Linked DNA regions of Homo sapiens: region 2 is linked to region 1. Evidence: chromatin loops called from intact Hi-C (ENCODE). Cell type or tissue: HepG2. All regions are shown on one strand. Each heading gives the region's core, and the rest is flanking DNA. Links, peaks and the distances in the headings are about the cores only.

Region 1 (15,106 bases), core at 3,888-11,887:
TAGTCCTTCACTCTCCTAGCTCTGATCCTGTCCTTTCTGTAAGTAATGATCATATTGCCTTCAGTAGGTGTTTGTCAAGTCTGTATTTTGTTTTAGAGACAGGAGCTCGCTTTGCTGCCCAGGCTGGACTCGAACTCCTGGGCTCACTTTATCCTCCTGCCTCAGCCTCTCTGAGTAGCTGGGACTACAAGCACTGCCATGGAGACCAATTTGTCAAGCATTTTAATACCATCTCATCACTGTAATGATCAACACATGTGATCTAAAAATCTTTTACATGGCAGTGGAAAGGGCTTGAGCCATCTCCGTATTAAAACCCAGGTGGTATCCTCATCCTTTAATCTTGAAATGTTGAAAGAGTTGATTAGCTGTCCTTGCTAGCTATCTCTAGGAAGGATAGCTAATAACTGTTTTGCTTTTGCTTTTGTGTGTGTGTGTGTATATATATTTATATGTATATATGTGTGTATATATATACAAAAGCAAAAGCAAGACAGTATTTGAAATTTGAAGACATTGATTCTCATAACCAGTCTATTTCAGGATTAAATCACATAACCACCAATCTCTGCCAACCCACTTTCCAGTAACCACCCCACCTCCAATTTCCTGTAAATAGCAAACACTCTGTAGTATTTCATCTACAGGGAGCACTGTTGAGTAGCTGGAGTAGTAACAGTATTTGCTTATTTTTTTACTTGAGAAGGCTTTTTGTTTGTTTTGAGATTGGTGTGTGTTGGGGGGGTCTCACTATGTTGCCCAAGCTGGATTTGAACCTCTGAGCTCAAACCTCCTGCCTCAGCCTCTTGAGTAACTGGGACTACAGATGCGTCACCACGTCTGGCTACTTGAGAAGTTTTACAATTTTTATGTTTTAAAAGCAGGAAAAGAAAAAAATCTAGGACTTGTCTCTGTCATAACATCATCCATAAAAAGTGATTTTAAGATGAAGATTTCTCCTAGAGAGATACAAGCTGGTGGATCTAGCATTCAGCTCTCACTTTCATTCAATATAGTTGTCATTTTAGACCCAAGCTTTCCCTAGAGATAGTGATTCCACCAGGGGAAGCAATATGTGAAGTTATTGCAAGAAACTTTTTGTGTGAAATTGTGACTGCTGCCAGAGATGTCATATGTTTTAGTTAACTTTCTTCCCAGGAACCAAGAAAATTTCCCAAGCCCCAGATAAATACAGCTGGAATGCTATTCAGAAGTCAGTAGCATGGGGCTGAAGAGAGAGACTGAATTTTACACACTCCATTTGTTTCTGGTTGAGATAAACCCTCTGTTCTATTTTGCTTACGGTAAAAATCCAATTCACTTTGAAAGTTGTAAAGCCCAAAGAACTCAAACAAATTTACAAGAAACAAACAACCCCATCAACAAGTGGCCGAAGGATATGAACAGACACGTCTCAGAAGAAGGCATTTATGGAGCCAACAGACACATGAAAAAATGCTCATCATCACTGGCCATCAGAGAAATGCAAATCAAAACCACAATGAGATACCATCTCACACCAGTTAGAATGGCGATCATTAATAAGTCAGGAAACAATAGGTGCTGGAGAGGATGTGGAGAAATAGGAACACTTTTACACTGTTGGTGGGACTGTAAACTAGTTCGACCATTGTGGAAGACAGTGTGGCGATTCCTCAGGGATCTAGAACTAGAAATTCCATTTGACCCAGCCATCCCATTACTGGGTATATACCCAAATGACTATAAATCATGCTGCTATAAAGACACATGCACACTCATGTTTATTGCAGCACTACTCACAATAGCAAAGACTTGGAACCAACCCAAATGTCCATCAATGATAGACTGGATTAAGAAAATGTGGCACATATACACCATGGAATACTATGCAGCCATAAAAAAGGATGAGTTAATGTCGTTTATAGGGACACGGATGAAGTTGGAAACCATCATTCTCAGCAAACTATCGCAAGGACAAACAACCAAACACCGTGTGTTCTCACTCATAGGTGGGAATTGAACAATGAGAACACTTGGGCACAGGAAGGGAAACATCACACACCGGGGCCTGTTGTGGGGTGGGGGGAGGGGGGAGGGATAGCATTAGGAGATATACCTAATGTAAATGACGAGTTAATGGGGGCAGCACACCAACATGGCACATGTATGCATATGTAACAAACCTGCACGTTGTGCACATGTACCCTAAAACTTAAAGTATAATAAAAAAATATTTTAAAAAAAGTTGTAAAGCCTTATGCCATTGGAAAAAAATGATTAAGATTTCTGTCACTGCGATTACAATTTATACCATAATAAATTTACCTAAGGGCGTGATGGCCTCTACTGGATTCCTTCCAGAGTTCTGCAAGGAATAAAAGCATGCAACTGACAATCTATAGGACATTCTGGTTCTGCCTGGTTCTTCTCATCCCATCAGCCTTAGAAACTATCTGCCCCCATGCCATTGATTAGCAACTCCGCATGTGTGCAGTGCAACAGTAATTAATGTTCCCCATGTTGACGCTCAGGAACTACAATACCATGAAGTGCCCTTCAGAATTATCAAGGAGAAATTAAATTATGCTCAATACAGTCTTAGAGCAATTTCTCTCGTGATTTAAAGCACCTCTACAAGGAGGGGCTGGAGATGGCTGCTGCTGGCTTGTGCAAGCTGATTGTTAAATGGTAAGGAATTTTGCAAGCCAGATGTTAAACCTTTGAAATGGGCCATGGAGGGAGTATTTGCATCACAGAAATTGGTGTCTGCTAAAAATAAAGCCTCCTTCCCTCCAACAAACTGGTTTATCAGCACCATTGTCTATATCTTTGAAACTGCATCATTCAATTAATACCTATTAGTTAGAACAGCATATCTCACTCTTGCTGGTCAGACATTTACTGATGAGTCTTGCTAGGTTGAAAAGCCAGTTCATACCTGGATTAGTTTCCTGTGGCTACTGTAACAAATCACCACAAACTTGGTAATGTAAAGCAATCTAAATGTATTCTTGCCTAGTCCTAGAGGCCAGAAGTCTAAATCACTGGGCTGAAATCCAGGTGTTGGCAAGGATGGGCTTCCTCCAGAGGCTCTGGGAGAGAAGCTGCTCATTGCCTTTTCCAGCTTTTGGTAGCTGCTGGCATTTCTTGGCTTGTGCCTTTGTCCCTAGAATCTTCAAGGCAAGCATGTTTCAAATGTCTGTCTTCTCTATCTTTGCTATTTTCACCTTGCCTTTTCGTGTGTGTGTGTGCACACGTGTGTGCGTGTGTGGGTGTGGCGTGAAATCTTCCTGTGTCTTATGAGGTCATTCGTGATTGCATTTTTTAGGGTCCACCCAAATAGTCCAGACAAGCTCCCCATTTTAAGAGTCTTAACTTACTCTTATCTACAAAGACCCCCCCTTTTCTTTCCCAATAAAGATAATTTTTACGGGTTCCAGGAAAATAACCTGGTATCTTTGGGAGGGCCATTTTTCAGCCTACCACAATATCCACCTTAGTAGCCCCTTGTGTATACAGATACCGTGTACCGTGTAACCTCTTTAACAAACTACAGTCTTTTTTTTTTTTTTTTTTTTGAGACGGAGTCTTGCTCTGTTGCCCAGGCTGGAGTGCCACAACCTCCACCTCCTGGGTTCAAGCAATTCTCCTGCCTCAGCCTCCCGAGTAGCTGGGACTACAGGCGCATGCCACCACACCCAGCTAATTTTTTGTATTTTTAGTAGAGACGGGGTTTCTCAGTGTTAGCCAGGACAGTCTTGATCTTCTGACCTTGTGATCCACTCCCCTCAACCTCCCAAAGTGCTGGGATTACGGGCGAGAGCCACCACACCCAGCCACAAACTACAGTCTTAATGATAAAGAGCAAAGAGCAAAGTCTTCATTCTAATGATAGTGGCAGCTCTTTCTTATTGCCTACTTATTTCCTATGCACCAGGCAAAGTGCTTACTGTATCATCTCATTATTACTCCTTCCCAAACCAATAAATACATGCTCAAATGTCATAAATGCTCTTTTTGGAACACAGGTATCAAAACTGATATGTCATGATATACATTCCCTGCTTCCCTCCACCTCAAAGCCATTCCCTGGGGCTGCTCATAAAGTTGTTCCAGGGGCTCCTATTTATGTAGCCTACTTTTCCTATCCTTGTTTCATAGTTTCCAACCCTGTCCTTTAGTTACCCTTAGCGAGCTTATCTTAACACCAACACAAGCCTTGTTTAAAGGGAATGTGGAAAGTATATCTATTGGCTGGGAATGACTTCTCTGGTATGCAAAGTCCCTAGCCGAGTGAATTGAAGGCTCTGGGCCAAGGTCAGTTCCTGGGTAAAACCATAACTGGCAATATCATCCCTCGAAAGGTGGTTTGGAGGGGGCTGTGAACCACGCCTGTCGGTGATTAGCCTGTAATTATCTATCCTGTTTCTGGTTAACCTGATTTCCAGGGGTTCTCTCCTGATCTACTTGCTTAGCTCACTATTTAATTTCTACAACTTACACTAGAGGAAGGGAAAGATAAGGGAACTAATATTTGGTGATTGCCCACTCTGTGTTAGGCTCTCCGCCGTGGGAGTTTTACATATTGGACTAAGGATGACATAAAATCCAAGAACATTTTCTGGGGTTATTCTTTGTAGCTGCAGTTAATAATCTGGTAGAACTGTTTTAGAGATGTGATATAGTAAGTTGATCAGGTTTGGGTAGCACATCCATATTTCTGTTAAAATTTCCAGTTGCGCATAAAAGCTGGTTGAATCTGGACTATATGGTAGCCAGTGTTTTACAAAGGAATTCAGGTCACATTTGCTTAGTTTTAGAAATGCTCTATAGGCCCTGTGTGATTTTTTTTTCGTGCAAGCAGAAAATGAATTCCTAGAAACTGGACAAAGTCAGCAGTAGCAGGTTAAGGGCACAGTTGGGAAAAATGGTCTTGACTTCATTACTCTGGCTGAAAGGTACCTAATCTTTCAGAGCCTCAGTTCCTTCCTTCCTTCCTTCCTTCCTTCTTTATCTCTCTGTCTCTCTCCTCTCTCTCTCTTTCTCCCCCCCCCCCTTTTTTTTTTTAAGAGATGGAGTCTTGCTATGTTGCCCAGGCTAGAGTGCAGTGACTATTCATAGGTGCGACCATAGTGAACTCCAGCTTTGAACTCCTGGGCTGAAGCAATCCTCCTGCCTTAGCCTCCCAAGTAGCTGGGACTACAGGTGTACATCACTGTGCCTGGTGGTTCATTCCTTCCTTCCTTACTTCCTTCATTCCTTCCTTCCTTTCTCTTTTTTTTTTTTTTTTTTTTTTGAGGCAAAGTTTCACTGTTGTTGCCCAGGCTGGAGTGCAATGGTGCAATGTCAGCTCACTGCAACCTCCGCCTCCTGGGTTCAAGCAATTATCCTGCCTCAGCCTCCCAAGTAGCTGGGACTACAGGCACTTGACACCACACCCAGCAAATTTTTATATTTTTAGTAGAGACGGGGTTTCACCATGTTGGCCAGGCTGGTCTTGAACTCCTGACCTCAGGTGATATACCCACCTTGGCCTCCCGAACTGCTGGGATTATAGGCATGAGCCACTGTGCCTGGCAGGTAGTTTCTTTATCTGTAAAATTGTGATAATAATTTTTACTTTTCAGGGTTTTTGGAAGGATTAAAAATGAATTGAGGTATATAAAATGCCTAGCATATGCTAAGCATTCAATAAGTGGTAGCTATCATTGTCAATATTAGCAGCTTTGCTATAGAGTGAATGTTTGTGTCCTCCCAAATTCATATATTGAAATCTTACACCCCACAGTGATAGGATAGTGGGGTCTTTGGGAGGTCATTAGTTCACCTCATAGGTGAAGCTCTTATGATTGAGATTAGTGCCCTTATAAAAGAGACCCTAGAGAGCTAGCTTGCCCCTTCTTCCATGTAAGGTGATAGTGAGAGGTTGGTATCTGCAACCTGAAAGAGGGCCCTCACCAGAACTCAACCACTGGCACCCTCATGTTGGACTTCCAGCCTCCAGAACTGTGAGAAATAAATTTCCATTGTTTATAAGCAACCCAGTTTGTGGCATTCTGTTATAGCAGCCTGAATGGACTAAGACGAGCTCAAAATGAACAAATACACTAGCAGTGAATTTCAGACAAAGCACCATCTTGCTGTAGTCACTTAAATAATGCAAGTAATTAGTGGCTTCCATTCTTCTTTTTTCCACTTCCGCAGTGCATTGGCAATACCAATACCTTTTTCTCCTCTGGGAAGGATTCCCTGGCCAGGTCCCTGCCCTTTCCCTCCTTGGGAGCCTCAAGACCTTCAATTGCTTAAGAGCAAGGAGGATATCTTCTTTTTGCATCTTTATTTCCTATCATAATTCCTAGAACTTGAAAGGGGCACTAACCATTCTTATTGAATTGGAGTAAAGTTCTAACTTTTAAAAATGAAAACAAAATATGTGATTCAATATTTATTCGACTCCAATCTTCCCTCATACGAAAGGAGATCAACAGTATGGCTCTGCTTTTTGTCTTTCTTCTTAAACCTTGATTACTTTGGCTTTTGGTTGGCTCTCAGGACAGAGAAAGGCAATGCTCGATTTTTGTGACTTTAGACCCCCTTCCCCCCGCAAAAGACTAATTACTGACATAATGGATTTTGTTTTTTATTTCGTCATTCTGTGACTCAGACTAGGGAGGCTTTTTAGCTAATTGAATGGAGAGTGACTTTAGCCTACTATCAAAACTACAAGGTAACATTTGAGGGCATTGAACTAAATCCTTTATGTGCATAATGTTATTTCATCTTTCCTACAGCCTTATGAAGTAGGTGTTATTAATATGTCTATGTTATATTTAAGGATACTGAGGATCAGAGAGTAACTGGACCAGGGTGTCATACTAGGATTAGGATTGAGCCTGCGTCTATGAGACTTTGAAGTCTGGCTTTTGAGTACCATACTATACTATATCTAGACTTTTTTTTTTGTTTGTTTTTAAAGAGATGGGGTGTTACTCTGTCACCCAGGCTGGAGTGCAGTGGTGCAATCATGCACAGCTCATTGCAGCTTCGACCTCCCCAGGCTCAAGTGATTCTCCCACCTCAGCCCTCTTGAGTAGCTGGGACTACAGGTGTATGCCACCACACACCTGGCTAATTTTTGTACTTTTTGTAGAGATGGGGTTTTGCCATGTTGCCTGGGCTGGTCTTGAACTCCTGAGTTCAAGCAATCTGCCCACCTGGGCTTCCCAAAGTGCTGGGATTACAGTTGTGAGCCACAGCACCTGGCCCAGACTCAAATGTTTTTTTAAACTGAATTAAGAAAATGATTCCAAGAAAGAAAAGGTAATTCAGTCTTTCACTAAATGCTAATTGAGCACCTGCTAGAATTCTGTGGCGGTGCTAGATTACTCTCTTAAAAAAAAAAAAAAAAAAAAAAAAAAAGAAAGAAAGAGGCCAGGTGTGGTGGCTCACACCTGTAATCCCAGCACTTTGGAAGGCTGAGGCAGGTGGATCACCTGAAGTCAGGAGTTTGAGACCAGCCTGACCAACATGATGAAACCCTGTCTCTACTAAAAATACAAAATCAGCTGGGTGTGGTGGCACATGCCTGTAATCCCAGTTACTCGGGAGGCTGAGGCAAGAGAATCGCTTGAACCTGGGAGGCAGAGATTGCAGTCAGCTGAGATCACATCATTGCACTCCAGCATGGTCAACAAGAGTGAATCTCTTGTCTCAAAAGAAAAAAAAAAAGGAAAATGGCAGAGCAGGGTATAGATGAGGGTGAGTGAAGCAATGGACCTAAGGTGCACTGTTCAAGGAGGCACTCACTCTCAGGTGACCTTGCACTTGAATGACCTGCAATCCCCGAAGCCGAAGCTGTGTGCCTCACTTGCCTCACCCTGGTCCCAGCCCTGCCTTTTGCCCTTGGGGCGTTCAGTGTTTAGCAAGGATCCCATATCAGTATGGGTCAGACCCGAAGAGAGAAACCACACAGTGATTTGAACAGGGAGTTTTAATATAGGGAATTATTAACCAGTAGTCTATTGTTTAGAAACCAACAAGGACACAGAGGGAGAGAATACGACAAGCCAAGCCATGGAGTTTTGACCTTCAGGACAAAGTGAGGACTTTGTTTTTCCCTTACGGCTGTGCCTGAGAGAGCATGACTTCCCCTATTTATTAGCAACATTAGACCGCAGCATTTCCTTTCAGATCACCCCAAGCATTTAGGCTATTTCAGGAATCTAAATAACATCTCAGTCAAACTAACATTCCGAGAGAGAAATGTTTTAATATATCTTTTCCCAGAGTAGCCTTTAGGTCTCGGAGTGGGTGCAAACAGGCTGGGTGATGGTCGATATATTTGAAGATTCATGGGAATCCAGAAGTTTTGGCAGAGGTACATATGAATCTCAAGGAAAAATTAAATATAATTTGATATAATGCAAACTGCACAGTAGAATTTGAATGCAGGACAAATCACAACAGCTGTTTGTCATCTCACTGAAACAGCAGTAACAGGATTGCTTAAACAAATTCCGTTCCTTTCTAGAATGTTCAGAGTATTTAATATTTGCATAATGATTAATCTCCTGCTCCAGAGGAAATTCCCAAAGGAAGAGACAACTCAGAAGCACTTTAAATTGCAACACCACGGCACCACGGCAAAGAGATAAGAGGGAGCATGCCAAATCCCTAGTTTTGGGGCTACTCTCTCAGGAGAATTGTAAATAATGGTGGTCACCTTGCTGAATATTAAACCAAGAACAGGATGGCTAAGAGGACACATTCCCAAACACTGGGACAAAGCATACTAACTGGGCCAAAGGTACACCACCAATTAAGGGATTACATCATGCCCGTATTATGGGGTGGTAGATCTTAAATATTTCAAGTTTTATTCTGTTCTTTGAAAAGGCTAAATTCTTATTCTTGGTGCCGTACAAACCCACCCAAACCTATCCCCACCCACCCATCCAAGGAAAGTTCTGAATATATATATATTTTTTCATACAGGGTCAGTTGTTTATTTGCTGTGATTTGGGGGCCTCTGAGAAGCTTTTGGCTGCAGAAAGGGCAGCAGACTTGAAGTGTACCCCTAGGCTTCAGTAGGAGTTTGCCTGGATCAATGGGCTTTAACCTGGCTGTACTTTAGAATCACCTGGGGAACTTTACAATACCCTGGCCCGTAACAAAAACTCCCAGCCTCGTATGGTGGCTAATGCCTTTGGGAGGCTGAGGCACTTTGGGAGGCTGAGGCGAGAGAGTTGCTTGAGCCCGAGTTTGAGACCAGCTTGGGCAATGTAGTGAGACCCCCATCTCTATAAAAAGAAAAAAACAAGAAAACCCCACAAATTATTAAACACTAAACACTCTCTCCTTCCTCTCCCTTTTTTGCACTTTTGGGTTTCAGGCTGTTTTTCAGAAGGCTCTTAAAGTCTGGCCTCTGAATGTGATAAAGACATCAATTGGCCAGGCATGGTGACTCACACCTGTAATCCCAGCAGCACTTTGAGAGGCCAAGGCGGGCAGATGACTTGAGGTCAGGAATTCGAGACCAGCCTGGGCAACATGGTGAAACCCCCATCTCTACTAAAAATACAAAAATTAGCTGGGTGTGGTGGTGGGTGCCTGTAATCCCAGCTACTCGGGAGGCTGAGGCAGGAGAATCGCTTGAACTCAGGAGGCAGAGGTCTCAGTGAGCCGACATGGTGCTCCTGCCCTCCACCCTGGCTGACAGAGCAAGACTTTATCTCAAAAAATAAATAAATGAAAATAAAAAAAATCTATCAGTATCATTTAGTCACAGCTTGTCAAATAACTTTCTGCCTCTGCTCTGAAAGGGTATTTTATAAAAGAAGTTAAAAATTTTATATGGATATTGACATTCTCATTGCTGAGGGGTTAGTATAGTCATTTGTAATGACTAAACATATTATTCAGTTATAATGACTAAACATATCTCATGACTCTGTTCTGAAACCTAGTACTAAATACATAGTTAATGAATAATATTCATTAACCATGGCCGTCGTAAATATTCATCTAATGCCTGTCTTCATTTGAGGGTTAGTAACATGTTAAGGATATTTGTGGAGAGAATGAAAGTGATAAATTCTATCTATATTTACTCTTATTTAAAAAAAGCAAATTCATTTTTTAGAATACTCTTTGATAAAATCCTTTAACAAAAGGAAATTTCCTTTTAAAAAAGTCTTCTGTCTTTGAGTTAATACTCTTACACAAAGACAGTTTACTAATGTTTTGCTTGTTAAATGGCCAGTTGATGGACAGTGTAAACAATCCAATTCAACGAAGAGTAATACAAAGCAGTGTTCTAAAACGTTAAACTGATGCCTTCCTAATAGTACTTTGGAGTTATTTTTCTAATGAAAAGAGGTAGCAGTAATTCACTGCCACCCTTTCCTGGTCTTCTTGATCAACAACCCATCTTAAAGGTTGTTGGATGGAGTTGGTATATAGTCTGTGAATAGAATGGAGCAGGGACTGGTAACCTTTTTCTTCAAAGGGCCAAATAGTAAATATTTTAGGCTTTACTACTCAACTCTGGTATTGCGATACTAAAGCAGCCCTAGAAAATATGTAAATGAATGGGTGTGACTGTGTTCCAAAAAACTTTATTTTCAAAAACAGGCGGCAGACTGAGTTTGGCTTGCGGGCCATAACTCACCCACTTCTGGAATACAGCAAACCCCATAGGGTGGTAAATTGGCTCTGAAGTTGCAATGGAAGTACAATCTAGGATTAGGAAGAAGCCAATGGGTGCCAGGGTTCTCTATGAGCAGGTGGCTCCACTATGATGGGAAAAGTCATGAGAAAGAATTAATAATAATGAGTGGTAATAGCAATGGCTAATGTTTACTGATAATTTGCTATATAACTTGGGTTAAATACATGTTTTATCTCATATAATCTTTACAATAACCTTGAGGTAGGTATTAACCTACTCCTATTTTGTAGATGAGAAAATTGGGGCATGGAGAGGTTACATACAATTCCCAAAGTCACACAGTTAGTAAGTGTCATGGCTGAGATGTGAATTCAGATAGACTGACTTTAGAGACTGCTCCTCTAAGGATGCATTACTACATCCCCCCAGAGGACAGAGCCACATCCAAAGTCATCACAGCTGGGATGGAATAGAAGGGTCTCTATATAGACACTGTATAGATTCTAGGGTTTCTGTTCTGGTTCTAGGGGTTCACCATGCTGCAGATGGGCCAGGAATTGTGCCCTGGGATATGTACTGGGGGAGACAGTTCTCCATAGGTCTCTCATATTTCTTCATGTTTTCAAGCAGAAGCATTGATAGCATTTTCCAAACATGTTTGCATATTGGAAAGCAGCCTTGGAAGACAGAGGTAGTATCTCCCTCTGGAACAGAGAGGGTTTGCTTGCTGCATAGTATAATAAAGATGATGCCTCTTTTTGGGGCAAAGTTGAGCAAGTTTATTTGTAGCTCATTATAAATTATTGGAGTTATTCGGCCATGATGGAATCCATTGTGTGTGCTACTGGGCTACTCTGTTACCCTCTTGGACCTTGGGGGGCAAGAACTAATATGAACATAAATCTCACATTGCTTGCTGTGCTGAGTGAAACAAAGTCCTTTGCCTTTGGCCCAGGAGTCTCATGTCTTCTGCCAGTATCCTGAATCTGTGGCAGGCTAACTTGTTTTGTGCAAGCAGGGTAAAATGTCAGTTCTTGACATACACAGGAGGCACAGTAGATCCTAATGGCTGGTCTGAGGAGGAAAGCTGTTCACTCTTGGCTTGGTTTTGTGTCTTTTTAAATTATGGATGAATGAGGCCTGTGCTGAAGCCGGGGAGAGGCAAACCTCTACAAGCACCCGTAGCTCTTGATTACATAACTGGCAGAGTGCTATGGTCTTCTGAGAAGTTTTAAAACTGACCATATGGAGTTAAAGATGTACAATTGATTGGTTGGAATGATTTTCAATGAACCATAGCTGTAACATAAATATTACATTCCAGCTGTCTAATGTAGTGGTTCCCAGAGCTGCTCATTAGATCACATGGTAACATTAAAATAACAACGATAAAACAACAGATTCCTGAGCACCGCCTCATATGTGATAAATCAGAATATCTGGGGGAGAGGCTCAGAAATCAATATTTTACAGATTTCCCAGATTATTTAGATGCAGGCAGTCCCTGCACTGTTCTAATGATAAAGATTGAATTCTATCACAGACAAGTCCTGCTTCTCTGTACCTAAATTTTTTCATTTGTTACACAAAAAGCTACTCTAGAGCTGTGCTGTTCAATATGGTGGCAACTAGTCACAGGTGGCTATTTGAAATACAATTTATCAAAATTAAATTTAAAATTCATTTCCTCAGTTCCATTAGCCACATTTCAAATATTTAATAACCACATGTGACTACTGGCTACAGTATCATATAGCACAGATGAAGAACATGCCCATCATCATAGAAAATTCCATTGAATAGAGCTGCTCTAGAATATCTTATTACACCAGAAAGGAAGGATGCTATCAAAGATGACTGAGGTTGTACCAAAAAGACTAGTAGCTAGCATAAATAAGCTTCCATTGGCCAAAGATGGGATAATTTGAGCACTAATTAGAATAATAACTGCAATGGATTTAAATACATCAAATATATTTAAACTCGTGGTTCATAATCATACTAAAATAATATTTATTGGTGACTTTTGGAGGATGCCAGGGAATGAAGTCACTATCTGAAAACTGGAAAATAAAGGGTTATCAAGCATTTAATCAGTACTGTTCATAAAGGAAAGCCTGGATAAATGCTTGAGATGGACAGAGTTGCCTATCAGAAAGCTCATTAGCAGGTCCTACAGAATGGGAGCACTGCTTGCCCTTTGCCATGCCCAGTTCAATAACATACCCTTGTACTGATTTTTCTTCCTCTCTTTTGTCATTTCCCATATCCTGCACTTCTATTCTCTGGGATCCTTAAATAAATTACTGCCTGCAAATCTCTATCTCAGGCTCTGCTTTTGGGGGTGAGGAACTCTGGCTAGGACAGCATTCTACTTCAAATTCTTGAAAGGGAATCCAACCCCACCTGGGTATAGATTTGGTTGCTTGGTTCAGACTTCTATTCCTCGTCCAATCTCTTGTGAGAGGCTGTTTCTTCCAGAGGTATAGTCGGAACTTCTTAAAGTTGAAGAAGTAGAAGGGAGAGAGAGTTATGGGGTCAAAACTGAATGCAAACCTGCATTGGAAAAAGATTCCCCAGGTGATTTTATGTATATTAAAGTCAAAGAACTCTACTTTAGAGGGTGTAATAATTATCTGGCTCAGGAACATTTTAAAAATAGACAAGATGTTGAGTCCAAAGGTCAACGGGAAGCACGTTTGGGGGAAGAGGAACACACATTGTTACATGGGGGGTTGGAAGAGGAAAAGCAAGATTGAATGTATGTGAAACCTTTAAATCCACAGAGGAAAATGGATAATATGCAACATATGGTGCATGGTATAATAGCCTAATACACAGAATGTACACTATGTGTACCTAGGTTATTGTATTCTGTACCATAAACCTCAAAAAATGTTCGAGCAGGAAGGTATCCAGCCCTCCAAATCAATAGAAAGCTGCCTCCACATCCCTGTAGATATGGAACAGCTTCTTACTGAATGACTGTTAAATACTGAACCCAAGGCTGGGGCTGGGGCTGGGGTGTGTGTGTCCGTGAGGGAGGCAGAACCAATTTTGGCAATTCACCACTTCCCACCCAGCACTTTGGGCTTCTCTGTTCCCATCCCCAGACTTCTAACATTGTCCGCCTCAGTACACGGCCTCTTCCTCCCATGCAAAAACTCTCAGTCACAGGCAGGATGTACTGGGAGCTGTTTAACAACTGGCTCTCCAGAAAAAAAACAGAAAGCTCTGATTTGCAGCATTTTCCAATTTCTAAGGCATAAACACTCCCATCGCGGCTGATTGTAAATTACTGAACACAGAGTTGGGAGGTGGTATAAACTGGCCCCTGCTCACCACTGGGAATAAGTGGAAGAAAGCAAGGGGGGAAATAAATGGTGGAAAGACACTGTAGAGGGGTTTAAGACCTTCCCAGAAGTGAGGGAAAGGAAATCAACGTAGTGATGACCTGGAGTCATTCCTTTAACTTCAGTTACTATGATTCGGAAACATTGGTTATCTGCCTCTTCACGTCAAATGGGACTCTGCAGAGGCTTGCCTTGCTTCTTTGGCTCCGTGTGGCATATTTGGCCATCTTATTCAATCTATGGCCTCTTAGCTTCAATGTTCCTGAGAATGTCCTTATATTGTGGCTTTTTTTTTTTTTTTTTTTTTTTTTAGATGGAGTTTCGCTCTTTGTTGCCCAGGCTGGAGTGCAATGGCACAAACTCAGCTCACCACAACCTCCACCTCCCAGGTTCAAGTGATTCTCCTGCTTCAGCCTCCCGAGTAGCTGGGATTACAGGCATGCGCCACCATGCCTGGCTAATTTTGTATTTTTAATGGAGACAGGGTTTCTCCACGTTGGTCAGGCTGGTCTCAAACTCCTGACCTCAGGTGATCCGCCCGCCTCAGCCTCCCAAAGTGCTGGGATTACAGGCGTGAGCCACCATGTCTGGCCTACATTGTGGCTTTAAAAGAGTCAGAAACTCAGCTGGAGAAAAGGTTTTAGGACAGCAAGAGTGCCTTGTATTGTGTTGTGATAGAAACCTCTTCCATAAACATTATCTAGGCCCTGGAATGCCCACACCCACCTTTCATGGGCATGTCACACCCCTTCTTCCCTGCCTGAATGCTCCTGACCCCCATCTGGCCTCCTCAGGTGTTAGACACCCTGCTTCGCTGGCCACAATTCAAGCCCTCACCTGGTTTCCTTGGACTTCATCTGAGAGCTACCTGTCTTTCCTGAGAGAGCTCCAGCTGGCACAGAACCCCTTCCCTTGGGGATACTGGCAAATACATATCCAACTTGCCATAGGCACTGGCAGGAAGCTCAGACCTGTCCTCCTGCCCACAAGCACTGCCTTGAAGGCTCATGCTGGCTCTCTGAGCGCCTGATCCAGTGGCCTGGGTCCTCTGGTCACCTCCCAAGCTGCAGACCATTGATTTCGTTTGCAGCTCTGGGCCAGC
Region 2 (15,106 bases), core at 3,771-11,770, 54 kb before region 1:
GATATGACTTAGGAAGCAATTACGATAACATATATAAGAGACCCTGAATTAGGGTCTGGAGTGCTGAGAATGGAGAAGAGAGAAATAACACAGGAGATAATTGGGAGATGGAATGCATAGGCTTGGGGAAGTGAGGAAGCAGGTGGAGACATTAGTGACTTGCAGGCTTATGGTATAGGCAATTGGGAGGGTCATGATAGCATTTGCCATGATAAAGGGAACTGGTATAATTTGGTAGAGAGTCAAAGTAGATGATCTGTTTTGTAGCTAAGTTTGAAGTGCTCAACTGGAAATATAAAATTAGTGATAAAAATGTGGATCTGAAATTTAGAAACAATATCAGGGCTAATATTTAGATTTGAGGAGTCATACTTCAGAAAAATTTATTGGGCATTGATATGGTTTGGCTGTGTTCTCACCCAAATCTCATCTTGAATTATAGTTCCCATAATCCCCACGTGTGATGGGAGGGACCTGATGGGAGGTAATTGAATCATGGGGCCAGTTTCTCCCATGCCATTCTCATGATAATAAAGTTCTTAGAAGATCTGATGGTTTTATAAGGGGCTTCTCCTTCGCTCCACTCTCATTCTCTCTCCTGCTGCCATGTGCAGAAGGACATGTTTCCTTCCCTTTCTGCCATGATTGTAAGTTTCCTGAGGCTCCCCAGCCATAGGGAACTGTGAGTCAATTAAATATCTGTCCTTTAAAAATTACTCAGTCTTGGGTATGTCTTCATAGCAGTGTGAGAATGAACTAATACAAGCATTGATCATGTGTCAAACACTATATTAGATTATGATGATGCAATAGGGCATGGTCTCTGAACTTAAATTGAGAATACAGAGAAGTTCTCAGTGAAAACTTCAGAGAGGTACAGGGAAGTAGAGCCAGAAGGAAATATTAGATGCCCCTGGGGCTAATAATTTGGCTCTTTTTCAAACCAATATATGCTTTTTAATTTTCTTTAAATCAATTTTTTTTTTGAGACAGGGTCTCACTTTGTTACCCAGGTTGGAGTGCAGTGGCATGAACATGACTCACTGCAGCCTTGGCCTCCCAGGCTCAAGATATCCTCCCACCTTAGCCTCCTGAGTAGCTGGAACTACAAGCACACACACCACACCTGACTAAGTTTTCTTTATTTTTTGTAGAGATGGTGTCCCATGATGTTTCCCAGGCTGGTGTCAAACTCCTGGGCTCATGTGATCCTCCTGTTCTGGCCTCCCAAAGTGCTAAGATTATAGACATGAACTACTGTAACCAGCCTAAACCAGTATTTTAAAAAACAGGTACTCAATATTTATTTACAAAAAAGGGAGAGCTCTGCCTTGCTGTGGGTGGAGCTGGGAGTTCTCACGTGTCAACTTTCAACCACTCTTATTCTGAGCAATTTGGCTCAGTTCTCAGATTTGCATACCCCCAATAGTGTTTCTCAATTGAGGTTTTATTAGCATTTTGGGTGGAACAATTTTTCCTTGTGTGGGACGATCCCCATGCATCATAATATCCCTGTCCACCCCATGTCAATACTGCTCCCAGCCATACTGACATCAACAAAAATAGCCACACACATTTTTGAATGCCCAAGGTTTGGCTGGGAGGGTGGGAGTGTGAGTGGTTGGATTGAGAATGTTTGCTTAGCATCTCCCTTGGGAGAACTGTCACCCACACCAATCTGTTTATCAAGGTATTTATTTCTATCTCATACAGTATATTTGCTGAGAGAAGTTCTGATATGTAAAATATTATCTGTTTTATTACATTTCCAATGTCCAAATGATGTTGTTTCACTGTCCTCCATAGATTCACAGCCAACATTCCGCTTCCACCTGCCCCTTATCATATACTTCCTGGGACTACTTAGGAGAGCACCCAATGTAGTCTTTGTAAGTTTTAAAGTCTTCACAGAGGAAGGAACATCTCAGCAGATGCTTAAAAGACAAGTAGAAAATTAGCCAGGCAAAAAGGTACACTCCACGCACACACACAAAACCTAGTTCTGTTTACGGTGAATGTGGTAACAGATGAGGCTGGAATGGTAAGCAGGAACCAGTCCATGATGGAACATATAAATTGTGTTAAATGATTAGGATTTTTCTCTTTTTTTTTTTTTAACTGAGAACAAAAGGGAGCTATTGATGAGTTTTTGGCATGTGAATAACAAGATCTTATTTGTGACTTGGAAACATTTCACTAGCTGCAGTATGGAAAATGAATTGGAGACAGGTGGCAAGACTAGAGACATGATATGAGAATAATCAGGAGACCTTTGCAATGGTATAGGTAAGAGAAAATGGTGGCCTGAATTAACATCTGGAGTGCATATCAACATACAGTGATGGTAGTATTTGAAATTGTGGGTTGAGATTAATTCTCATAGGGAAAATGTATGGAATAGGCAGAAAATGGGTTCCTACAAAACCCCAACATTTAGGGTGTGAGCAAAGTAAGGGAATTTAGCAAAAAAGGCCAAAGAGGTGGGACCCAGTGTGATATGTGGTAATGGAATTGTGTGGCACCTATTGGAATGAACAGTCAGGTTTCCCTCCAGGGAGGTACCGGCCGTATGGGCTGTGATTAGCTGACAGCCTCCCACCACCATGCCTTTGGGATCTATCACAGCATTTACACAGAGGTCTCCCTCTCTCTAGATCCTCCCAGCCAATGCCTGAGCATGGCTATTGCTTTCCAATGTAGTTTCTTCCGATGGGCAGTCTTTGCTCTGGGGTCCCCATTGGCCTAATTGAGCCTTTCTCAGAGCCGCCACGCAGATAGACTCTACCCAATTCTTCCTTCTCCTATTCCCTTTATGGTATTAAGATGTGGTATTAAGATGTGGATTGCAATCTGACATTCTTCCCTCCTACTGCTACTTTTCCTCTTTATCCTTCACAAGTGTTTTCACAGATTTCTTGCACTTCAATTCAATCTTACTATCTACTGAAGTAGTACAAATTGTATCAATGAAACAAAAGAGGAAATTTTAAGGAGAGTGGATCAACACTGTTAAATACCAAAGAGAGACTGGGAAAGAGGGGGACAGAAAAGTATCGTTAGTTGTCATTATGGAGATCAATGCTAACCTTAACTATCAAAGTTCGTATTTTCTCTTCTGCTATTGTGTCTCCTCTTAGTTATATTCTCCCAAATCCCCTTCAGCCTTTCTCATACATCATGAACTCTATACATCTCATCTGGACCCCTTCGTATGGACACATTTAACTTGTTAATATCTTTCAGAGTAAACTCTGGCAAAGAATTGAGCTCAGTATTCCAAATGCAGTCTGGTCACTGTTTACTATGGGGGGATTGTAACTACCTATTACTGGAACGCTTTATTATAGCCTAAACTTTTATCCAATTTTTTTATAGCCCAACAAACTCAGGGTCACTGTACTGCTCGATTCTGGGAGATGCCATTCATACTGTTATCTATAATTCTAAAATCCTCAACCCCTACCTGGCCCCTTGGTCCTGATGAAGAAAAATCTCCAAAAATCATATTTGCCCTCCTCTAAGATCATCACAAGTGTTCTTGAACCCACACTGTCATAAAGTGTCAGGGACAAGAAACCTGGTCTCAAGCATCTCACTGTGAAGTTTCTGCCCTGACATCAATCTAACAGGCTAGATGTTATCTTCTCATCCCCAGGCAAATATAACACCAACAACAACAAAACCGAGCACCCAGTACCTGTATGTTATATTGCTACCAGGTGAGATCTTGAAAACACAAAAGAATTATCTAGACGAGAATCTTTCATCTTCTTGGGAAGCCAAGATTTTAAATGATATCTTTTCAGACTCATTCAGTCCTGGAGGGTACAGGCTACATCAAAAATAGGCAATAAAATCTGGTCCTGTACCGTATGACAACATTTCAGTCAACAACAGGCTGCATATATGACAGTGGTCCCATAAGATTATAATGGAGCTGAAAAATTCCTATTGTCTACTGATATCATAGCTGGTGTAATATAGTAGTGCAACACATTACTCACATATTTGTAGTGATGCTGGTGTAAAACCTACTGTGCTGCCAGTCATGTCAGCATTCAGTGCATATAATTATGGGTAGTACATAATACTCGATAATGATAATATATGACTGTTATTGGTTTATGTATTTACTATATTATTTATCCTTATTTTAGAGTGTATTCCTCCTACTTATTTAAAAAAAAAAGTTAACTGTAAAGGAGCCTCAGGCAGGTCCTTCAGGAGGTATCCAGAAGAAGGCATTGTTATCATAAGATATGACAGGTCCATGTGTGTTATTGTCCCTAAAGATTTTCCAGTGGGGTCCGGGCATGGAGGCATATGCCTCTAATCCCAGCACTTTGGGAGGCTGACGCAGGAGGATTGCTTGAGCCTAGGCATTCAAGACCAGGCTGGGCAACATAGCGAGATCTTGTCTCAAAAAAGTTTTTTAAAAAACCTTCCAGTGGGACAAGATGTGAAGATGGAAGACAGTTATATTGATGATCCTGACCCTTTATAAGCCTAGGCCAATGTACGTGTTTCTGTGTTGGTTTTTAACAAAAGTATTTTAAAAGTAAAAAAAAAGAATTGAAAAAATTAAAAAATACAAAAATGCTTGTAGAATAAGTATATAAAGAAAGAAAAGACTGAACATGGTGGGATGCATCTGTAATCCCAGCTACATGGGAGGCTGAGGCAGAAGGATCATTGGAGTCCACGAGTTCAAGACTAGCCCTAAAAGAAAATATTTTTGTACAGCTATATCATGTGTATGTTTTAAGCCAAGTGTTATTACGAGTTAACTTTTTTTTTTTTAATTTAAAAGTATATAAAGAGGTAGTGGCTCACTCCCGTAATCTCTGCATTTTGGGAAGCTGAGATAGGAGGACTGCTTGAGCCCAGGAGTTTAAGACCAGCCTGGGCAACACAGGGAGACCCCATGTCTATAAAAAATTTAAAAAAAATTAACCAGGCCTGGTAGTGCATGCCTGTGGTCCCAGCTATTCAGGAAGTTGAGGTGGGAGGATCACTCAAGTCTAGGAGGTTGAGGCTGCAGTGAGCTGTGATTGTGCCACTGCACTCCAGCCTGGGTGACAGAGCAAGACCCTGCCTCAAAAAATAAACAAATAAAATTGCAGTAAACTAAGATTAATCTATTATTGAAAAAAATTGTGTAAATTTAGTATAGCCTAAGTATACAGTGTTTATAAAGTCTACAGTAGTATACAGTAATGTCCTAGGCCTTCACATTCACTCACTACTCACTCACTGACTCACCCAGAGCAACTTCCAGTCCTGCAAGCTCTATTCATGGGAAGTGTCCTATATAAGGGTACCATTTTTTAATCTTTCATATTGTGTTTTTCACTATGTCTTTTCCATGTTGAGATACACAAATACTTACCATTGTGTAACAATTGCCTACAGTATTCAATACAGCAACAGGCAGTACAGTTTTGTGGCTTAGGAGCATTAGGCTACACCATATAGCCTAGATGTGAGGTAGGCTCTATCCTCTAGGTTTGTGTAAGTGCACTCTATGATTTTCATACAACAGCGAAATCACCCAGTGACACATTTCTCAGAATGTATCCCTGTCATTGAGCGATGCATGACTGTACTGAAGAACGCTAAGGAAGTACACGCTGCTAAGGGACAGACCGAGGGATGGTTGAGATCATTTTTTTAATAAAATCTTCCTTATATTTATCTGTTATCCCATGATATATTAGAGCATAGTGTTTCCCTGATTCCATCTTACATAACATCCAGCCTAGAATTCCCCTCAGATGCCTCTGGTTAAGAGGTGTTGCCCTGTGTCCTAGTTCCCAAATACAGAGCGCTGTTGGGCCAGACCGACCTGGCCCAGAACAAATATAGTCACATACATTGTGTTTGCAGAGTTGCTCACTGCCCCAGAGTCATATCCTGCTGGCCTTTTCACTAGAAGCTTTATTGTACGTTATTATTTTCTCCTAGGAGGACTTCACCCCTGCACAACAAAACCTGTATAATAGTAAAGCAAATCTATTTGTAGATTTAGAAAGTTCATCTTTTTTGAAAAAAATCATCCACTAATTTGGTTTAAACCTGGATTGGAGTTTTTCTTTCTCAAAACAGATTAAAACTGGAAATAAAAGCTCAGTTAAGGCCGGGGATGGTGGCTCACGCCTGTAATTCCAACACTTTGGGAGGCCAAGGCAGGCAGATCACAAGGTCGGAGCTCGAGACCAGCCTGACCAACATTGTGAAACCCCGTCTCTACTAAAAATACAAAAATTAGCAGGGTGTGGTGGCGCGTGACTGTAATCCCAGCTACTCAGGAGGCTGAGGCAGGAGAATCACTTGAACCTGGGAGGCGGAGGTTGCAGTGAGCCAAGATCCTGCCATTGCACTCCAGCCTGAGCTACAGAGCGAGACTCTGCCTCAAAAAAAAAAAAAAAAAAAAAAAATCAAAACAGCCGGGCACGGTGGCTCACGCCTGTAATCCCAGCATATTGGGAGGCCAAGACGGGCGGATCACGAGGTCAGGAGATTGAGACCATCCTGGCTAACACGGTGAAACCTTGTCTCCGCTAAAAATACAAAAAGAAAGCTGGACATGGTGGCGGGCGCCTGTAGTCCCCAGCTACTCGGGAGGCTGACGCAGGAGAATGGTGTGAACCCAGGAGGCGGAGCTTGCAGGGAGCCGAGATCGCGCCACTGCACTCCAGCCTAGGCGACAGAGCGAGACTCCGTCTCAAAAACAAACAAACAAACAAAAAACTCAGTTAAGGCTGGGCGCGGTGGCTCACGCCTGTAATCCCAGCTCTTTGGGAGGCCGAGGCGGGCGGATCACGAGGTCAGGAGATCGAGACCACAGTGAAACCCCCTCTCTACTAAAAATACCAAAAATTAACCGGGCGCGGTGGCAGGCGCCTGTAGTCCCAGCTACTCAGGAGGCTGAGGCAGGAGAATGGCGTGAACCCAGGAGGCGGAGGTTGCAGTGAGCCGAGATTGCGCCACTGCACTCCAGCCTGGGGGGACAGAGCGAGACTCCGTCTCAAAACAAAACAAAACAAAACAAAAAAAAAAACAGTTAAAATAGTTCGAATACCAGTTTTCCATTACTCCTATTCCCTGCTCACAGTTCAAGGTCAATGGGAAGATAACTCTTTTCTCAAACTGACCCAGATCTCTGCACCGGGAAACAGATCCGTTTGCTGGGTCTGAGCTAATGGCAAAGCCTGTCTAAATCAAGGTATGCCTCTTCTTCTTCTTCTTCTTTTTTTTTTGAGACGGAGTCTCACTCTGTTGCCAGGCTGAAGTGCTATGGCTCGATCTCGGCTCACTGCAACCTCCACCTCCCGGGTTCAAGCGATTCCTCTGCCTCAGCTGGGACTACAGGCGCGTGCCACAATGCCTGGCTAATTTTTTGTATTTTAGTAGACACAGGGTTTCACCATGTTGTCCAGGATGGACTCAATCTCCTGACGTCGTGATCCACCTGCCTCGGCCTCCCAAAGTGTTGGGATTATAGGCGTGAGCCACCGTGCCCGGCCAAGGCATGCCTCTTCTTAGTATTTGAGCCAGACCTTCAGCCTGGGATCATATCGTCTGGGTTACTTACAGATACTTTAAAAATATATGAATCTTTTTTTTTTTGAAACAGAGTTTTCTTCTTGTTGCCCGGGCTGGAGTGCAGTGGCGCGATCTCGGCTCACTGCAACCTCCACCTCCCGGGTCCAAGCAATTCTCCTACCTCAGCCTCCTAAGTAGCTCGGATTATAGGCACGCGCCACCATGCCCAGCTAATTTTTTGTATTTTTAGTAGAGACAGGGTTTCATCATGTTGGCCAGGCTGGTTTTGAACTCCCGACCTAAAGTGATCCACTTTCCTCAGCCTCCCAAAGTGCAGGGATTACAAGTGTGAGCCACCGTGCCCGGCCAAAAAAATATATCTTTACATTAGTAGTTAAACATAAATTAGTAGTTAAATTGTAGTATGACCTCTCTCAGCTAGGCATTTGATGCTATCAGGATAGTTTTAACATGTGGTGATGGAATAATTGTTTTCCTTGTAAAAGAAACAAAAGGAAGGAAATTCATGAAAGTTTCCCCACCACTTTGTATTTTATTTACAAATGGTTAAACTTGTAAATGAAATTTGTGAATAGCCTCTTTCAAATTTAAGCGTGGAGCTTCTTATGGTCAGTCTGTGTCTATCTCAATGTCTGGAAATGTTTGTATGAAACTGTACTGCCTAAAAGCATAACACTTTTTCATTGCTGATGCCAGTATTTAGGGTTTATGTATCCTCTCACCTAAGGAGAGCATTATTCTGTCATTCCACATAAACTCAAAACACCTATCTGCAAATCTGAGTGCACTCTGTTGTCTGCTATATGGTGTGCAAGCTCTTAATTAGTCTCTCTTGCCCCAGTCTCTTCCTCTTCTTATGATAGCACACCTGGCCAATAAACATGCTTCCAGAATGCCAACAATGGAAATATGGAAGTTCCGAGGTGAAGCTAAATTTGGAATAAATGTGAGTTTACATTTAGACATGTTGACTTTGAGGAAATAAGAGGGCATTCAAGGAGGAGCTATTACAAGGATAATGACAGATTCTGAATACGAAGTATAAGAGGGTAAATTGAGCCATACAAATAGAGACCATAGATGGAGTCATGAGATTTATGAATGGGGTCTGAGGGTGTAGAGCAATGTGAGCAACCTTCTTTCTTTCTTCTTCTTTTTTTTCTTTTTAAACAAGGGGCTCTTAAAAGTAACAGAGGTGGGTGGACCTTATTTTTGTAAACATTGAAAGTGAAAATAATGTCACTGAATTCAATGACAAAAATGTGTGCTTTAGGATGATTTCATGAAGTATGACTATTCTTCCTCCAGGCAAGTGTTTTCTGGCATTTCCTTGGTACATATCTGGCGTGGGATTTAAGGGATGGATAGTGGAGGTCCAAGTGGAGAACTGAGAGAAGAAGGGGAACCAGAGAAGAGCTGTCAACTTTCAAAATGTTGGAAGAAGGAAGAAGGGAGAAAATAAGCAAAAGTTCAGCAAACTGAGTACTTGTGAAAGAGATTGTGGATTTATGTTTGAGGACTAAAGAGAATAGAATAGAACTCAAGTGTGGCTTTACAAAATGAATGGGTTCCTCTTTGATGTTTTTTTTTTCAGAGTTGGAAGTAAAGGTTAGAATACCTTTTTAAAATTACTGTGTATCTTGGCTGGGAGTGGTGGCTCATGCCTGTAATCCCAGCACTTTGGTAGGCCGAGGCAGGCGATCACCTGAGGTCAGGAGTTTGAGACCAGCCTGGCCAACGTGGCGAAACCCCGTCTCTACTAAAAATACAAAAATTAGCTGGGTGTGGTGGCATGTGCCTGTAATCCTAGCTACTTGGGAGGCTGAGGCAGGAGACTTGCTTGAACCTGGGAGGCAGAGGTTGCAGTGAGCCGAGATTGCACCACTGCACTCCAGTCTGGGCAACAGAGTGAGACTCTGTCTCAAAAATCAATCAATCAATCAATCAATAAAAATAAAACAAAATAACTACATATCTCTATATGTGGCTCTGAGCAGAGTCTCAGGCATGTGAGACTCCAGGATTTATTAGGGCTACAAGAAGAATGCCAATGAGAAACTTGGCAATGCTTCTTTGAACAACTAAAATGTTATCTGGTCATATCTAAGATGTCACAACACAGAAGCAGCTTTCTAATCTTTTATAACTTAATTTGCATGGCTCTTTAGAGTTTATAAATGTCTTCACATTTATATCTTATTTTATCTTTGGAATGACTTCCTGAATTATTATCATCCATAATTTATAAATGGAGAAATTGAAGCTTAGAGAAGTAAACTAGAAGCATATCAGAGTTTATAATTAGTTCCAGTCAATTTAACATCTACTGAGCCTTGATCTGAGTTTCAGGTTGTACTAGATACTGGGGATGCAAAAGTTAATAAAATGTGCAACCAGTCCTCAACCATTACACCATTACTTTCTTTGCTTTTCCCAAATTCTCTCCCAGAGGTTTGATATCCACCCTTCCCTTGGGTTGGGCCGGTTCATAGTGAGATACAATACTGAGCGTCACCTACACAAACACCAGCTTATAGAAAGTATTGGCTCCAGGGTACTCTGGAAGTTCCACACCTATGATGTAGTTAGCAGAATTGCAAAAGTGGTTCATGCCTGTAATCCCTATGCTTTCGGAGGCCAAGTCAGGAGGATCGCTTGAGGCCAGAAGTTTAAGGCTATAGTGAGCCATTAGTTGTGCCACTGTACTCCTGAGCGAGACCCTGTATCTAAAAATGAAAAATAAAAACAATTGCAAAGGTAAAGAAGATCAGGGAACTCTTATACAACCACATTAGAAGGCAATTCAGCAAAATCTAATAAGCTAAAGATATCTTTATCTTACAATCTAGCAATTTCACTTCTCCGTGTAGAAACTCTCCCTTAAACATACAAGGAGATGGGTAAATGAATGTTCATTGAAGTATCATGTATAACAGAAAAATAATTGGAAATGATGTAAGTTTCCATCCACCTGAGAATGGATAAGTAAATTGTTTTGTGATCACACAGTGAAATACTACGGATTAGTTAAAATGAATGAACTAGAACTGGAACTAAAATATGCATAAATCTCAAAAAATGTAATACTGAGTGATAAAGTAGCAGAAAATACATAAAGTATGCTACTGATTACACTAAGTTTAAACACATGAAAATACTAGATATTTCTATGTATGATAGGCATTTTAGAATATCCATGGTAATAATAAAAAAGTCATATTCAAGATAGTTGTTATATCCTGTTGAGGAAAAAAAGATTATCATATAGCGTGCAGAAGGCTTTAGCTGATTCACTTCAAAAAAAAGAATCTGAAGCAAATATTACACAAGTTAATACTTGACAAAGGTGAGTAGGGAGAAAAAAAGAGGTTGTTATTACTTTCTGTATGTTGATGCTTGAAATATTTCATTTAAAGATGTATATGGCTCCTAGACTTTGGAATTCTTGGCTTTTGTGATTTTTTTTATGTGTGTGTGTGTGCAGGATTTTCTTTTTTTTCCTCTTCCCATGTTGAAATTCCATCCATTCTTTGATAACTAGCTTGTCTCACCAGCTTATTGAGAATTTCCATGATGGCTTTGTCAGTTCACAGTGTGTTCTCACTTTTTTTTTGGATTTATTTATTTATTTATTTAGAGATAGGGTCCCGTTCTGTCACCCAGGCTGGAGTGCAGTGGTACAATTATAGCTCACTGCAGCCTCAAACTCCTGGGCTCAAGTGATCCTCCTGCCTCAGCTTCTCAAGTAGGCAGACTACATGCACATACTACCATGCCTGGCTAATTAAAAATTTTATTTATTTATTTTTTTTATAGAGGCAGAGTCTTGCTTTGTTGTCCAGGCTGGTCTTGAACTTCTGAGCTCAAGTGATCCTCCCGCCTTGGCCTCCCAAAGTGCTGAGACTACAGGTATGAGCAACCATGCCCAGCCTTCTCCTTTTTTAAAACCCCTTCTAAGTGTATAAACTTCTCTTGTATATATGTTTGTATCGCTAGATTTTTTTGATGTTGTTGGTTAAATATATATTGTCTTGCGTTACTATTTGACTTTAATATACATAAATCTTGTTTCTCCAATTATATTGTAAAAAGTCTTCAGAGCAGGGACAATGTCTTCAGCTTTGTTCATTCTTCCACAGTGCCCAGCAGAGCCTAACCAAATACTTATTAAAGTAAAGTGGTATTTTTACCAATAATTATAACTCTTCCTACAAAACCTTTACATAGAAAGTTTAAAATAATAATTTGAGCTACATTTGCTTTTATTTTCCCAGAGAGAGAATGCTAACGAGCTGTGAAATGACCAAAGATCTGGCAGCAGAAGGGAAAAGAAAAAATAATGGGTTTGTATATTATACATTCTGGATAATCAGCTCTTGAATGATTAAGTGTGGAATACGTCTTACGGGGAAAAGCAGATTTTTAATACTCATTTTGTCCCGGCGCGGTGGGTCACGCCTCTAATCCCAGCACTTTATGGGAGGCCGAGACAGGCGGATCACGAGGTCAGGAGATCGAGACCATCCTGGCTAACACGGTGAAACCCTGTCTCTACTAAAACTACAAAAAAATTAGCCGGGCTTGGTGGCGGGCGCCTATAGTCCCAGCTACTCAGGAGGCTGAGGCAGGAGAATGGCGTGAACCCAGGAAGTGGAGTTTGCAGTGAGCCAAGATCGCACCACTGCACCCCAGTCTGAGCGACTGAGCGAGACTCCGTCTCAAAAAAAACAAAACTCATTTTATGACCATGGAATTGTTGTATTGATCATTTCCAGTTTTCAGATGATCCTATGCCAAACTTACACATTATTTTGGAAAAACAGAATTCTCTTATGATATGTCGTATAACTATATACAAATGTACCTTATGATTGTTCTGCCTTCACATCAATATTTATTGGACTAGACCTGGAAATGGTGGTCTGGGAGAACTAAGAAACAAATATTATTCCACCTGTGGAACCACGAAGGAGTTTTGAAGAAAAAAAATTACCTTGAGTTCAATTCACTCTTGGTATATCTTGTAAAAAGTGCTTGCGGCTTGAAGCAACCACTTGAAATTAAGGTTGCCTGAAACCTCAGAATGAAAGTTTAGTCTAGTCCAGATGAAAGCTAAAGAGCACAGGAAATAGTAAGAGGTCTGGACTACATTGTCTCTCCTTGGAATTGAAAGTTGGTATCTAAGAAGAAGACACACTTAGGAATCAGTATTGTTACTTTTAGCAAAAGGGACAGTTGCCATGGTCTAGGTCAAAATTACCACCATTTAGTCCCTGGAGATTTTCCTCATGGACCTTTGTAATGTTTTATTAAACCAAGTCACCATCTCCTGGTTCTTTGGGATAGGCGCTACGACACCCAACACAGAGTTCCCTAAATTAAACTTTACCTACATCTGTATTTATGAGTGCATTTTAAACTTTGCAGTATATTTCAGGGAGAGTATATCTCTGAAAATTATTACTCCCCTCTAGCTCTATGTCATTTGCCTGGCAAAGAAATCAAAAGGCATAAAAATATCTTGCAATTTGGTGAGAGATTATATAGTCCTTCATGTTCACCCCATTTGTAGGTATTAATGTTGAAACAAAATCCTAAAGCAACATGACCAGAGTATTATTGCAGTCATCATGAGCCTTATCATTGATCTCTGCAGTTTTTTTCTTTTCTCAGATAAATAGAAGCAAGAAAAATAATGGTATATAGAGAATACATATTATTAATATATTGGGTTCTCAAAGTTCCTAAGTCTAAGTGTTTATAACCTAGAATTAATTTCCCATGGAAATAGTGTAATTAATTATGGTTAGATGCCAAGGCTAGGCCACAAAACCTCATATAATATTAGTAGGTGTGGCAGGATAAATTGATTGATAAACCATATTTTATTTTCTTGTCTACTGGCTCATAATGGGAAAACGAGAAGTATTTCTTTATCTCTTCTCTCTGGAGGGCGGGTTAAGCTGTGGTGATTTTCTGATGCCTAAGCCCATGAAGGCAGATGATTCAATGATTTGGAATGGGAAGGACTCCAAGAAAAGGGAAATGGCCTGATGTCAGGAGAATTTAGGTCTCTTGAACCTGTCTGGAGAGAACCAGACAGGAGTCAGTTTCTATAAATGGTGAGGAGCTGTGTCCACTCCCAAATAGACCAAAATGGTATAGATGTCCAATGGGGATGTCAGCCAGGATATTTTGTCTCAGAAGTGAGAAAAATACTAAATTACACAAGGATATAATAAGCCAAGGGTGAATGTTGTAAACTCTAGGTCACCATTAAGAGAATAATAAAAATATTTATAACTAACATAATATGGAAATAGGAAAAGGGAGAAAGGATAGTTAATTAAAAATAATTAAGCTAAAGGATGGCAAGAAGAGGCCAGGTGTGGTGGCTCACGTCTGTCATCCCAGCACTTTGGGAGGCCAAGGCAGGCAGATCACCTGAGGTCTGGAGTTCAAGACGAGCCTGACCAACAGGGAGAAACCCTGTCTCTACTAAAAATACAAAATTAGCCAGGCGTGGTGGCACACGCCTGTAATTCCAGCTACTCGGGAGGCTGAGGCAGGAGAATCGCTTGAACCTGGGAAGCGGAGGTTGCAGTGAGCCAAGATGGCGCCTTTGCACTCCAGCCTGGGCAACAACAAGAGCAAAACTCCATCTCAAAAAAAAAAAAAAAAAAGATGGCACAAGAAAAAAGATAAAAAGGAGCAAGTAACAAGTGGGGCAAATAGAAAAAAATAGTAAAATGGTACCTGTGAACCCAAATATCTCATTGAGTACCTTAACTATTAAAATTAAATATAAATTAATTATAAATTTAAAATATTAAATAAAAATGGCATAATATTCCACTAAAAGACAAAGATTGTCATACTGGTTAAAATAATTGCATATGCTTTTTTACAAAAGATACAACAGTAAAAGAATAGAAAAAAAACATGTTATGTGAAAGCTGTAACCCAAAACTCTTATAGCTATACAATAACATACAAAGTAGAGTTTAAGGAAAGAAGCATTATTAGAAATAAAGTGGGATATTTTACAATAATAAAAATATCAATCCATCAGGAAGATACAGTAAGTCTAATTCTGTGTACAACTAACAATATAGTTCAAAATATATTAATTCAAAAATTCCCAAAACTGCAGGGAGAAATAGATCTACAATAACAGTAAGATCTTTTCAGTAACCAATAAAAAAGTAGACACAAATTAATAAGAAAACACAAAATGTAAACAACATGATTAACAGAATTTACAAAATTGATATATATTGAATATTTCACCAAACAACTACAGAATTCACTTTCATTTCATATGAACATGGAATGTTTACTAAAAGTGGCAATAACTTGGGCCATAAAGCAAGCCTCAATGTATTTGAAAAAATTGACATAATACAGAGTACGTTCTTTGAGCAGAGGGGAATTAACCTAATAATATTTTAAAAACTAGAAAAATTTCAAATATGTGAAAATTAAGCAGTCTGCTTCTAAATAATCCATAGGTCAAAGAAGAAATCACAATGAAAATAAG

Evidence for each region. Peaks named below come from ENCODE experiments on the same cell type or tissue, not always from the same donor. Only the 100,000 strongest peaks of a DNase experiment are listed, where the experiment ranks them.
Region 2: a loop joins it to region 1, with 3 times the contacts of the local background. A loop is called at or near these places in 45 of 110 quality-filtered maps.

The regions. Positions count from the first base shown.
Region 1 is chr2:39,496,491-39,511,596 of GRCh38, forward strand. The region is part of intron 3 of MAP4K3-DT (MAP4K3 divergent transcript); the gene reads left to right. Among named protein-coding and RNA genes, the nearest start is that of MAP4K3-DT, 67 kb to the left of the region's middle. In HepG2, for the core only: no CTCF peak of the experiment used is centred there; DNase peaks (open chromatin) are centred at 4,221, 7,921, 8,591 and 9,424; H3K4me3 peaks cover 1,087 bases.
Region 2 is chr2:39,442,457-39,457,562 of GRCh38, forward strand. MAP4K3-DT (MAP4K3 divergent transcript) reads left to right here. Exons shown (of 6, transcript NR_037875.1): 2 at 11,383-11,475; 3 at 11,841-11,909. Among named protein-coding and RNA genes, the nearest start is that of MAP4K3-DT, 13 kb to the left of the region's middle. In HepG2, for the core only: no CTCF peak of the experiment used is centred there; DNase peaks (open chromatin) are centred at 5,855 and 7,125.